Linked DNA regions of Homo sapiens: region 1 is linked to region 2. A link is a contact called in ENCODE Hi-C data. All regions are on one chromosome and are shown on one strand. Each heading gives the region's core, a stretch centred on a gene start or an enhancer-like site at or near the end of the contact. The rest is flanking DNA. Distances are from core to core; before and after follow the strand shown. Region 1 holds the start of SLC67A2 (solute carrier family 67 member 2). Region 2 holds the start of ZNF2 (zinc finger protein 2).

Region 1 (5,826 bases), core at 2,172-4,671, 7.6 Mb after region 2:
CCTTTTCCATGGTTACATCTTTAGATGACCCTGTTATCTAATATCAAGTGACTATAATTAGCTCTTAAAATTACATTACCAGAGTGATGGTTTATTATTTCAATATTGCCATTACTTAAAATTTCCTTTGGGTCTGAGTCCATTTCTTTTGGGCTTTGCTGTCAGTTGCATCTCATCAGCCCACTGATGTTTACACATTTAAAAGACTCAAAATGTACCAGCCACCTATTGAATCTTCTGGATCTTTCAGAAAAGGAAACTCAATTGTCCAATAACCATTTTTTTCCAAAAAAAAAAAGTCCCAGTACAACATATCATTTAATAAAATGGGTATCCTAAATAAGAGATGGAGAGAAATATTTAGGTCAAGAGACTGAGCTCTATGGAAGGTAAGTATGAAAATACAGACTCAAAGGCAATAACTGATGATTGGTATTACTTTAGCACTTGGTGAGTCTGAAAAGTACTATATTCTTCCAAGGAGACTGGCCACTGAATCTTTCCTCTCAGGAAGTTCTGTTCTAAAATTGCCTTCTCCTTTACTATAAAAGGCAACTCCTTTCTGCTTCTCAATCCATAGCTTCTTCAAAATCGCTGCATTTGGCATCTGGTCATGTGCATGTAACCACTTGTAAAAAGATCATGTCAGAAGGGGCCACTTAAACTTTCACTGAATATCAACATTTTTCAATAAAAATTGATGAATATGTACACTCAAAAGTTTCAAGACTCTTTTCAGGGTAGGAACCCCAGTAATTATTGATTACTGGACTATCTCAATGAAAATGAATTATCACCTGAATAAAGCTGATGGGATGGAAAACAAATCTCACCAAGTATCTGGAGGAAAAAAGTGGTTGAAATAATAGATCTCATCACCATCTAAGCATCCTAAACAAAACGGGCCTCAAGGGTCATCTTGGTCTTCCCTCCTAAACAAATTAAAACTTGGAAGTACGGATAACTGCTAAAACAGAACAATTTGGCAAATGACTTCTCTAAGCTTGTTCCCTTCCTCTCCCATTCAGAAACCATTTGTCCAAGAATCTTAGAGGTCTCTACATCCCTAAATATGTCAAAAAAAAACTAAATTATGTATAATGTTCCTTAGATGTTACCTAACAATCATCTGTTAGGTAGCTTTATGTGACTTTCATGTAAAGCTTCATATATTTAATTGTTTACAATATTTTCCATTAAAAAAATCCCTACTCTTTCAACTTTTGGGAAACCATAAACTTTTCCCTTAAGATATGAGACACCTAATGGTTCTCTTGAATACATTATTAAAGTTATTAAAATTCTGTATCAGGCTTGCTAGATTAGACTTGCCAAATACACAGCATAAAGAAAACATATGATAAATTGTGAATATTCAAATCTGTATTGGAAGGCTGACCTTAACAAATGATCTGCGAATTGCTTTGTTTTATTCTAATACTAAAACTACTTTGAATTCTAAGTCAAATTCTCTGAACCCTAGTCTGGACTTTCCAGGTAAGGGCTCAAATGTTTTCATCTGGCTGAACCAGCCCAAGTCCCTTCTGAGACAGGACAGCAGTAGCTTGGGACCCATAACTAAAAAGGCTGGATGTCAGCCAACTCCTCTCCAAGAACCACCCATACTCACTGGTTGTGAATTCTAGGTGCCTAGACTGAAAAGTAGAAGAAGCATCCCCATGCTGAGAATGAACTACTAGATTAAAGGAATAGTGGTCAGAAGGAGTGCCAGTCTCTGAAGTTAAAGGCATGGAGCTGGAGGGTGGATCCTGCAATGGCCTAGAGGCAGAGAAATCCTCTCTAAAAAGCCGCCCTCCCTGAAGACCTTGTGTTTCTGGGCTTGCAGCAATTTGATGAACATGCTTTCATGGTGATCTTAACTATTAACTCAACATAGAGTTGCTACCAACTGAACGCCTTGCATGGAGGTGGTGGCATGGAGAGTGCATGAAACTGGGAGAAGTGGTGGTCTTGATCTGCATCTGGGCAGAAAACGATGACTCCCTGCCAGGGCCCAGTGCCATCAGATACTATCTTCAAGGCCTCAAAGGCAGCCTTCTCCCATTGACACTTATCGCAGCTTCCTTACCCTCAAGATACTGGATTAGCTCACACTCAGGGCTGAATCAGGCCTAGCCTTGGAAAGGGAGGAGTGCAGAGGTGGATCTAGGGTTCTTGCAGATAATGGCCCAGAAACTACCAACATCAGCTTACTTGTAAGACTGAATTCTTCTGTGGCAGAACTGTGGATTACAATAGTGAAGCTCCGCAGCACCTGCCACATGGCAGGTGTTCAGAAATGCCATGAATCAGCTTACTAAACTTTCCATTCTACGTGGGAAATTAGCACTCAGGGAGCAAACCAGGACACGCGCGCGCGCACACACACACACACACACACACGATGAAACCAAACCGCCATTGTGCAATGCACACCCTTTGTCCAAAGGTAGATGGGTACAATTCACTCTGATCTGCATTTTTAAACATTCAAGTCAACCGAGAGCTCTAGTGAAAATGCACCCAATTCTGTACAAGTGGGGTCATCAACAGCGGCTTCTCCAGCCTGGTCTGGTAAAAAAGCAAACCACAGGCACACACATCATGATGAAACCAAACCTACGCTGTGCAATGCGCAGTTTGTCGAAAGGCAGATGGGTAAAATTCACTCTGATCTGCATTTTTTAATATTTAAGTCAACCAAGAATCCTAGTGAAAATGTGCCTAAATCTGTCCAAGCGGGGTCAAGAGCGGCCTCCCCTGCCTGTTCTGGTAAAAAGGCTTGCGTGTCCCTACCTCACCAGCAGCCGCACAGCAGCTGGGCTTTTCCAAGCTTGCCCACACCCCTGTTCTCCGCCCTGCAAAAGCTGCACCTGCCACAGCATTTAACACCTGGTCACACCTGAGGTTGGTACCAGGGCTTCTCAAAAGGCAGGGAAGGGAAGACGTTCCGCGAACGGGGTGCAAGAGAAAGCGCGAGGGGCAATAAAGCAGTGTGGCCAGATGCAGACTGAAGTGGGTGATAGGGCAAGAGGAGAGCTTGATAGGTAGTGAGGCACTCACCAGGCGGACTGCGGGTTCCCACTCCCTGGGAGCTCCCCGGAAGCTCCAAGAACCGCCTGGGTCCCCAGGCCCGAACACAGTCAGCACTTGCTCCCAGCCCCCACGCTCGCACTCACCAAGAAGCCCACCAAGTAGAGACAGAGCAGGAAGCGGCGGGCTCCGACGGCACCGGAGTCGGCAGCCTCCGCCTCGGTTCCTGTCTTCTGCTCCTGTTTCCGCTCTGCGGTCTCCGAGACCAGCCTCGGGGCCGAGTTCATGTCCCAGTGACCCCCAAGCTCCATACCCGCGCCGGCCGGGGGTCGGACGCAGCAGCAGCCGCGGACCTACCCCGGGAGCCCAGCCCCGCCCCGAGCGGAAGCAGGAGGCGCGCGCCTGCGCAGAGAGAGGGGGCGGGTGCTACCTGGCAGCTCCGCGGGTGCGTGGCCGGTGCTGGCTGGGAGTTCTGGTCTCAGGCAAGGTGGGGACTGGGCACATCATCAATACGGTAAGCACACACCAGTTTGTGATGATAATGATGATGCTCTTTGTTTCCTCTGGGTACAGACCCTGCTGCCCCTATCGTTGGAGGACAGGAGGGAATTGTATTGAGCTTCACTTCCTCCTATGGAGTTGTGCTAGGAGGTGACCAACTCCAGCTTGAAGATCCACAGACCCTGGCCACCAGTTGGTTGTGACAGACCTAGGATACGTTAACGTGGCTCTCCAAGCTTTCGTTTGCCTATTTAAAAAGCAGTAGGAAATAATGTAGTCCAACTTCTAGAGGTGTGAGAATTCTACACATGCTTCTTAAGATCCTTTCTGGTGCAGTGCAATGTGAACAAACCATAGATGGTCTATGCCTGAGTTGAGATTACAGTCTCATGGAGTAAAAATAATAAGCACGCAGTAAATAAACATAAATAAAAATACTAAACATGCAATGAAAAAGCATAAAATAAGTAAAATAATATGGTGATAATATAAAGAAGCACGGTCTTGATGTGGAAAGTAATGAGGTGGGGAGTGAGCTACTTTAGAAAAGCAGTTTGGAGGAGGTGACATGTAAGCTGAGAAGAGTGGAAAGAAGATATGTGTGGCTGAAACTTCCTCATCAAACTGAGAGGTCAGCAGGAGTGCAGACCATTTAGGACCCAGAAGGCCATAACAGAGATTTGGGGTTTATTCTGAGTGCAGTGAAAGGAATTAAGTGAGTGCATGACACCAAAAGATGCCTTTAAATTACTTAGCAAAGCCCATGACACATGGTAAGTAATAAATGTTAACAATAGTGACTAGCCCCTCTTTTCTTTAGAACTTGTTATTTATTCCTCTTTCACTGTGGGATCAAGAAGACTCTGACATTTTACTGAGATTTTGCTCAAAATCTCAATTTACTTGTGTAGGTTGCTAATTCTGAGATCTGTTAAATTCAGTGTTGCAAAGTTTCTCATGGGAGGTGGCACTGAATAGGGAGAAGTGGAATACTGATACTTAGAATTAAGACATATAATTGAATCCAGGTGAAACTGTCAATCGTGAACCCCCAAGTTATTCTGAGACTCCTTTGCAGGAGAACTAGTTTGCTCTCCTATAGCTGAGGAAACTAGTCTTTTTGTGCTTGAAATTTTGTGAGTAACTCATCTGGGAAAGGCGCCTTGAAAGGGCTGCTCATGTTAACCCATTAAAACCACTCACTGTGGCTACTAAATACATAGCTAGGGTGAAATTTTAGCATGCTCTGGTGACAGGTACACATTATAACCTAGGAGGACATCTCATACACGCCAAAAGAATTGGAAGTCACGGCCAGGCGCGGTGGCTCACACCTGTAATCCCAGGACTTTGGGAAGCCAGGGTGGGCAGATCACAAGGTCAAGAGATCGAGACTATCCTGGCCAACATGGTGAAACCCTGTCTCTACTAAAAATACAAAAAATTTAGCTGGGCGTGGTGGTGCGCGCCTGTAGTCCCAGCTACTTGGGAGGCTGAGGCAGGAGAGCTTGAACCCGGGAGGCAGAGGTTGCAGTGAGCTGAGATCGCCCCACTGCACTCCAGCCTGGCAACAGAGGGAGACTCTGTGTAAAAATAATAATAATAAAAGATTTGGAAGTCTCTGCTAATATATAATCAATGTAAACTTTAGAAACCTGGGGGAGAGATTTCTAAGGGTGTCAGACAAAAAAAGGGAATAATATAACACTAAATTAGGCAGAATTCACTAGTATAGATGCATTTACAACATATACCGATGTAATATGTTAGCTTGTGCAGCTGGAGGCAGCTCTAGTAGTTTAGTCAGTTGGTTGAAATTTAGACTCAAAGATGGCCTATATTTAATGATGTTCAGATGCCAGAGTTTTCCTGGCAAAATGTGGATAAAGGACTCCAAAAGTTTTGGAAAAATGACAATGTCAGAGTGGATTTATTATGTATGACTTGCAAGCCTAATACTCAAATATATTCCACGAAGAGGCCAAGACGACACTTCCTGCACTAAGGCACTGAGGAATGTATTAGTGAGAGATGCACTTGCAGTTTTGAAAAGATTTGCGATTGCTCTCTTTTGTAGGCCAGGTATAGCCATAGAGGATACCACCTTTAAGATAAGCTCTCTGATTATATGAGGAAAAGATTTCCAGATTATCAGAGGCCAGGTCATAGCACTTAAACTCAGAAGACAAGGTGGACACATTTACTTTTAAGGTCAGCAGGAGTGTACCAGTCACCAGAATGCCTTGACCTGCAGGGATCTTTGACTATGGCTAATTGATTATAGCATCCCTG
Region 2 (5,461 bases), core at 2,154-4,653:
GTCTCTACTAAAAATACACAATTAGCTGGGCATGGTGGCACACGCCTGTAATCCCAGGTACTCGGGAGGCTGAGGCAGAAGAATCACTTGAACTCGGGATGCGGAGGTTGTGGTGAGCCAAGATCGTGCCATTGCACTCCAGCTCAGGCAACAAGAGCGAAACCGTCTCCAAAATAAATAAATAAATAAATAAAGCCATGCAGCTTCTGTCTTGCTCACTGGGACCCTCTTAGAGCCCTGAAATGAGGTGCAAGAAGCCTGATTGCCCCGAGGCCACCATGTTGTGAGGAAGTCCAAGCACAAAGAGAGGCTACATGCGGGGACACTGGCGAACAGTCCCAGCTGAGCCTAGCCACGGGTGCCAATCTGGGTGCCAGATATAGTCCTCCCAATTGAGGATCCAGAAATTGTGAAGCAGAAACGAGCTGTGTTAGGCCATTTTGCACTGCTATAAAGAAATACCTGAAACTGGGTAATTTATAAAGAAAAGAGGTTTCCTTGGCTCTTGGTTCTGCTGGCTGTACAGGAAGCATGGCAACGGCATCTGTTTGGCTACTGGGGAGGCCTCAGGGAGCTTTCACTCACTGTGGAAGGTGAAGTGGGAGTTTGCACTTTGCATGGTGAAAGCAGGAACAAAACAGAGTTGGGGAGGGCAGGAAGGTGTCACACACGTAAACAACCAGATCTCAGGAGTACTCACTATTGCAAGGACGGCACCAAGCCATGAGGGATCTGCCCCCATCACCCAAATACCTCCCACCAGGCCCCATCTCCAACACTGGGGTTTACATCTCAACATGAGATTTGGAGAGGATATCCAAATGATATCCCTGTGTGCCCATCCCTGTTGTGCCCATCCAAGTTCCCGACCCACAGAACATGTTGGCCTAATAAAATTGTTGTTTTCAGCCACTAAGTTTGGAGTGGTTAAACAGCATCAGACGGCCATAACATCCTGCAATTTGGCAGAGCCTACAAGCTTCTGGGCCCAAGAGATACCTGTTTTACTCTAAAAAGATGGATGTATGTCACTTCTTGGCTGCTTAGCTTCCATATGCTCCTCCTAACTCTTTTGAGAATATCAGTTAAAATTCTCTTAATCTTCCCAGTAACATGGCCGATTAGATGGCCTAAACAGCCCTCTTAATAAAAAAACTAAAAATGCTGAAAAATTGCAAACATCTTTATAAACACACTGATGAGCAGGCATGAAAGTGAGGAATTTGTAAACATTTAAAAAAATAAAGTGAAATGGGCCAGGTGCAGTGGCTCATGCCTATAATCCTAGCACTCTGGGAGGCCGAAGAGGGTGGATTGCTTGAGCCCGAGTTTGAAACCAGCCTGGGCAACATGGTAAAACCCCATGTCTACAAAAAAATACAAAAAGTAGCCAGACATGGTGGTGCATGCCTGTAGTCCCAGCTACTCTTGAGGCTGAGATGGGAGGACTACGTGAGCCCAGGAGGTGGAGGTTGCAGTGAGCTGAGAGCATGCCACTGCATTCTGGCCTGGCTGACACAGCCAGAGCCTGTCTCAAAAAATAAATAAAGTGAGAGCTAGAATTCTGAGAATCGAGCAACAAACCTGACTTTTAGACTGCTAAATCCTAGAGCACATAAACTTCCACTTTGGCAGCTACCTGGAAGCGGTAAAGACAAAGCCTAGGGCCTGCCAGTGGGTGGGGAATATTCTAGAAGGAAACACTTTCAGGACCCCAGTTTCCACCCTCAGTATAAGGCTAAATAATAAAAACCACCACACAGAAGGGAACAAAAAAAAAAAAGTATTTCTCTTATGGATGTTGTGACTTTAATCAAGCTCTAATCTCCTAGGAAGGTCCAAACCCCTTAGTACAACACAAAGGCAGCCACAACCTGGCCTTACCTCAAGATAGTTATTGGCCCCTAAACCTCATCCACAAGGCATTCATTTTGCTACTAATTATTTTCACTTTTATCCTCTAGACTATGCCTTTGCATGTACTATTCACTGTTTAGATCACACTTTTTTTTTCTTAAGTATTTAAGTATACCAGTGAAAGGAATCCTTTCCCACCTTTCCCGGCCATAGTTAATAGCTTCCTCCATTGTACTCTCATAGTATGTTGAATGTGACATAATTATAGAACATACTGCCTCTATTGTGATTTTACATTCTGATTTTTTCCATTGGACCAAGAGTTCATTTGGGGCAGTAACTTACTCATATTTGTAACTGTGCCTTGCTTATGGTGAGCAATTTGGATTTTTTGAATGAAAGTGTAGTCTTATGGAGATGGAGAGTAGAAGGATGGTTAACAGACTGGGAAGGGTTGGCGGGGTGGGGAAGTGGGGATAGTTAATGGGTACAAAAAATAGAATAAGAAATAGTATAACTAGTATTTGATAGCACATCAGAGTAATTACAGCCAATAATATTGTATATTTTAAAGTAACTAAAAGAATATAACTGGATCGTTTGTAACACAAAGGACAAATGCTTGAGGTGATGGATATCCCATTTGTCCTGATGAGATTATTACTTATTGCATGCCTGTGTCAAAATATCTCAGGTGGCCCATAAATGTTCACACCTACTGTGTACCCACAAAAACTTAAAAAAAACCCAAACCACTAATAAATTAACCTGGAAAAACGTAGCTTTGTTCCTGAAGTAAGATTTTATCATATTCTTTGTAATTTTCAGTCTTCCCTGAGATGTAGCTCAGTGGTTCCTAGCTTTAGCTGCACATTAGAGTCACCTGCAGCTCTTTTCAAACTGTCGCTCCACAGCTGGGCCTCAGGCATCAATGTCGAAAGCTCTCCGGGTGATTCCAGCTTGCAGCCAGGGCCGTTCCAGCAACTCCAAGGCTGGCTGGTGTGCGCTGAAGCTGTCGGGAGTCGGACCAGCTGCACAGTTAATACATATGTGTCCTAGGCTCCTCTCTCCTTCCAACGCAAATATGTGTACAAACCCTGCCTGGAACCGCAGCCCTGCTCTCAGAATCAAATTCCTGAAAGTGGGCAAGCGGAAGCGGAAATAAGCCCTCTCCCAACGCCAGCTGACTCGATTTCGTCTCGGTCTTCCCCAGAGCTGGACACGAGGCACCATGATCAGAGAGACACATTCCCTGCGGACGGCGCTCCCATCGGATACTGGAGGGACGCGACACTAGAGGCAGGCAGTACTTCAGGGTGACCATAAGTCTCCCAAACAGCCACAACGGCTCGCTCTCCCAGCTAAGGCGACAGCGCTGCCATTTTGGATCCTGTTCAGCCACGGGAAGCCGGCGTTTGCACACATTTTCGGACGTCATATTAAAGCGCACCGGACGCCGAGACTTCTGGGAGATGAAGTCCTTGCGAAGGCCCCGCATTGATTGGGAGCGCAGTCGCCAGGACCCTGTGCGCAGGCGCGTTGGTTTCCCGACCTGAAGAGGCGCCGTCTTCCCGGGTCCCGAGCACTCTGTGCCGGAGGTGAGGGTTGTGGGTGTGTGTCTTCAAGGAGCGGAGTGAGCGCAGCAGCCGAGAGAGGGGACATGAGAACTTTGGGGAGGTGCTGTGGGAGCAAAACGGGGTGACACGGGCGAGGCCAGCCTGCAGAGCGTGTGTCGCGACGTCTCGGTGCGGACGGAAAGTTGTGCATCCACCCCCGTGTGTGCGTGTGTCCCGTGGGGTCTGGGCACCCATTGTATGTCGGTCCCGGACTTTAAGGTTGGAGGTTTGGAGTCTTCCTCCGCCTCTCCCGTTTCTTCTTCCCATAATGGGTGCTTAATGAACGTGGGTGGAATTGACACCAAATCTAGGATGCTGCCGCTCCGTCTTTGCCAGACAGCGCCTCAGATTGCCTCATTTAGCTCCCTGCCCTGGGCCTCCGCACGAGTGCTGGAGGGCTTCATGGAGGAGGTGGGATTTGACGTGAAAGAAAAACAACAACAACAAAACAAAAACCACGAAAGAAGCAGCTAAGCGTTAGGCAGATTTGAGCTGGAGATAGTTTTTACAGAAATGCAGGAACAGTGGTAGACAAGGTTGAAGAAAAGGTACGCTGGGAGCCAGGGCCCGGGACTCAGAGAATCAGGACAAGACTCAGTAGGCAAGGTGGCTTATATAGGTGTGATCCAGGGACTGACACGAATGAAACTATTTGGAGACAGTTATTCTAGAGGTCACATTCAGGACTAGAGAGGGGAAAGGACCAGTAGCAGAGAGCTACTTAGGAATGTATGGTAGTTTTGGAGTAAGATGTTGTGGACTTGAATTATGGTGGTGGTAGTGAAAGGGAAGGATACAGATGACACTGCAAAAGAAGAGTCAAAAGGGCCTGGTGACTAGATTTGGGAGGAAAGAGAGTGAGGTAAGAGTTTGAATTTGGGACACCTGGGAGAACAATAAAACATCTGATACAAATGTAAAGCCAGGAAGAGGCGTTGATGTGTGGAATTGCCTAAAGGAAGATAGTTTTGAGGTGATGGTGGAACGCCTGATTTAAGGTTTGCAGTCATTTGGAAATGCAGGATGAGTCTGGAAGAATGCAATACAGTTGTATTGTAAAATTACAATACAATTACAGGACATGGACATCTGTAGAGTTTGAAAATGGAGCCCTGAATGTGGATGGACTTTCTGAGGGATGGCAAAAACGAAGAAAGTACAAAGACTGAGCTATGGGCAGCATCCATGTTTCCAGGGCAAAAGTGGGGAAAAAGAGTCACAGAAAGACAGCAATTTTAGTGGTTGGAAGAAAAGCTAGTGCAGTATCATAGCAGTTACAGTAACCACTTGAATAAGCAGAAGCTTGTCCGAACAGTGAAAAGCTACAGAGAAATAGATAATATGGCCGGGCACAGTGGCTCACGCCTGTAAGTCCCAGCACTTTGGGAGTCTGAGGCGGGCGGATCACGAGGTCAGGAGATCGAGACCATCCTGGCTAACACGGTGAAACCCCGTCTCTACTAAAAAAATACAAAAAATTAGCCGGGCGTGGTGGCGGGCGCCTGTAGTCCCGGCTACTCGGGAGGCTGAGGCAGGAGAATGGCATGAACCCGGCAGGCGGAGCTTGCAGTGAGCCAAGATTGCGCCACTGCACTCCAGCCTGGGTGACAGAGCGAGACTCAGTCTCAAAAAAAAAAAAAAAAAAAAAGAAAGAAATAGAGATAATAGGATCAGAAATGCATTGGTAGGCCAGGTGCGGTAGCTCATGCCTGTAATCCCAGCACTTTGGGAAGCCGAGGTGGGCAGATCACTTGACGTCAGGAGTTCAAGACCAGCCTGGCCAACATGGTGAAACCCCGTCTCTACAAAAATACAAAAATTAGCAGGGCATGATGGCGGGTGCCTGTAATCCCAGCTACTTGGGAGGCTGAGGTGGGAGAATCACTTGAGCCCGAGAGGTGGAGGTTGCAGTGAGCCGAGATGATGCCATTGCTCTTCAGCCTGGGCGACAAGAGTGAAATTCCGTCTCAAAAAAAAAAAAAAAAAGT

The links. A loop is a pair of places that touch in the nucleus more often than their neighbours do. Pooled maps may share reads with other maps.
Region 1: a pooled map shows a loop between it and region 2 (10-fold over the local background). The contact joins the promoter of SLC67A2 here to the promoter of ZNF2 in region 2. A Hi-C loop is called at or near these places in 4 of 50 pooled maps.

Annotation. Positions count from the first base shown.
Region 1 is chr2:102,733,467-102,739,292 of GRCh38, forward strand. It overlaps SLC67A2 (solute carrier family 67 member 2), which reads right to left and starts at 3,422. Exons shown (of 6, transcript NM_032718.5): 1 at 3,180-3,422. The coding sequence starts at 3,344. It also overlaps a transcript of TMEM182 not described here. RefSeq lists a silencer at 3,329-3,538.
Region 2 is chr2:95,162,406-95,167,866 of GRCh38, forward strand. ZNF2 (zinc finger protein 2) reads left to right here and starts at 3,404. Exons shown (of 5, transcript NM_021088.4): 1 at 3,404-3,455. RefSeq lists enhancers at 2,392-3,028, 3,029-3,663, 3,091-3,520.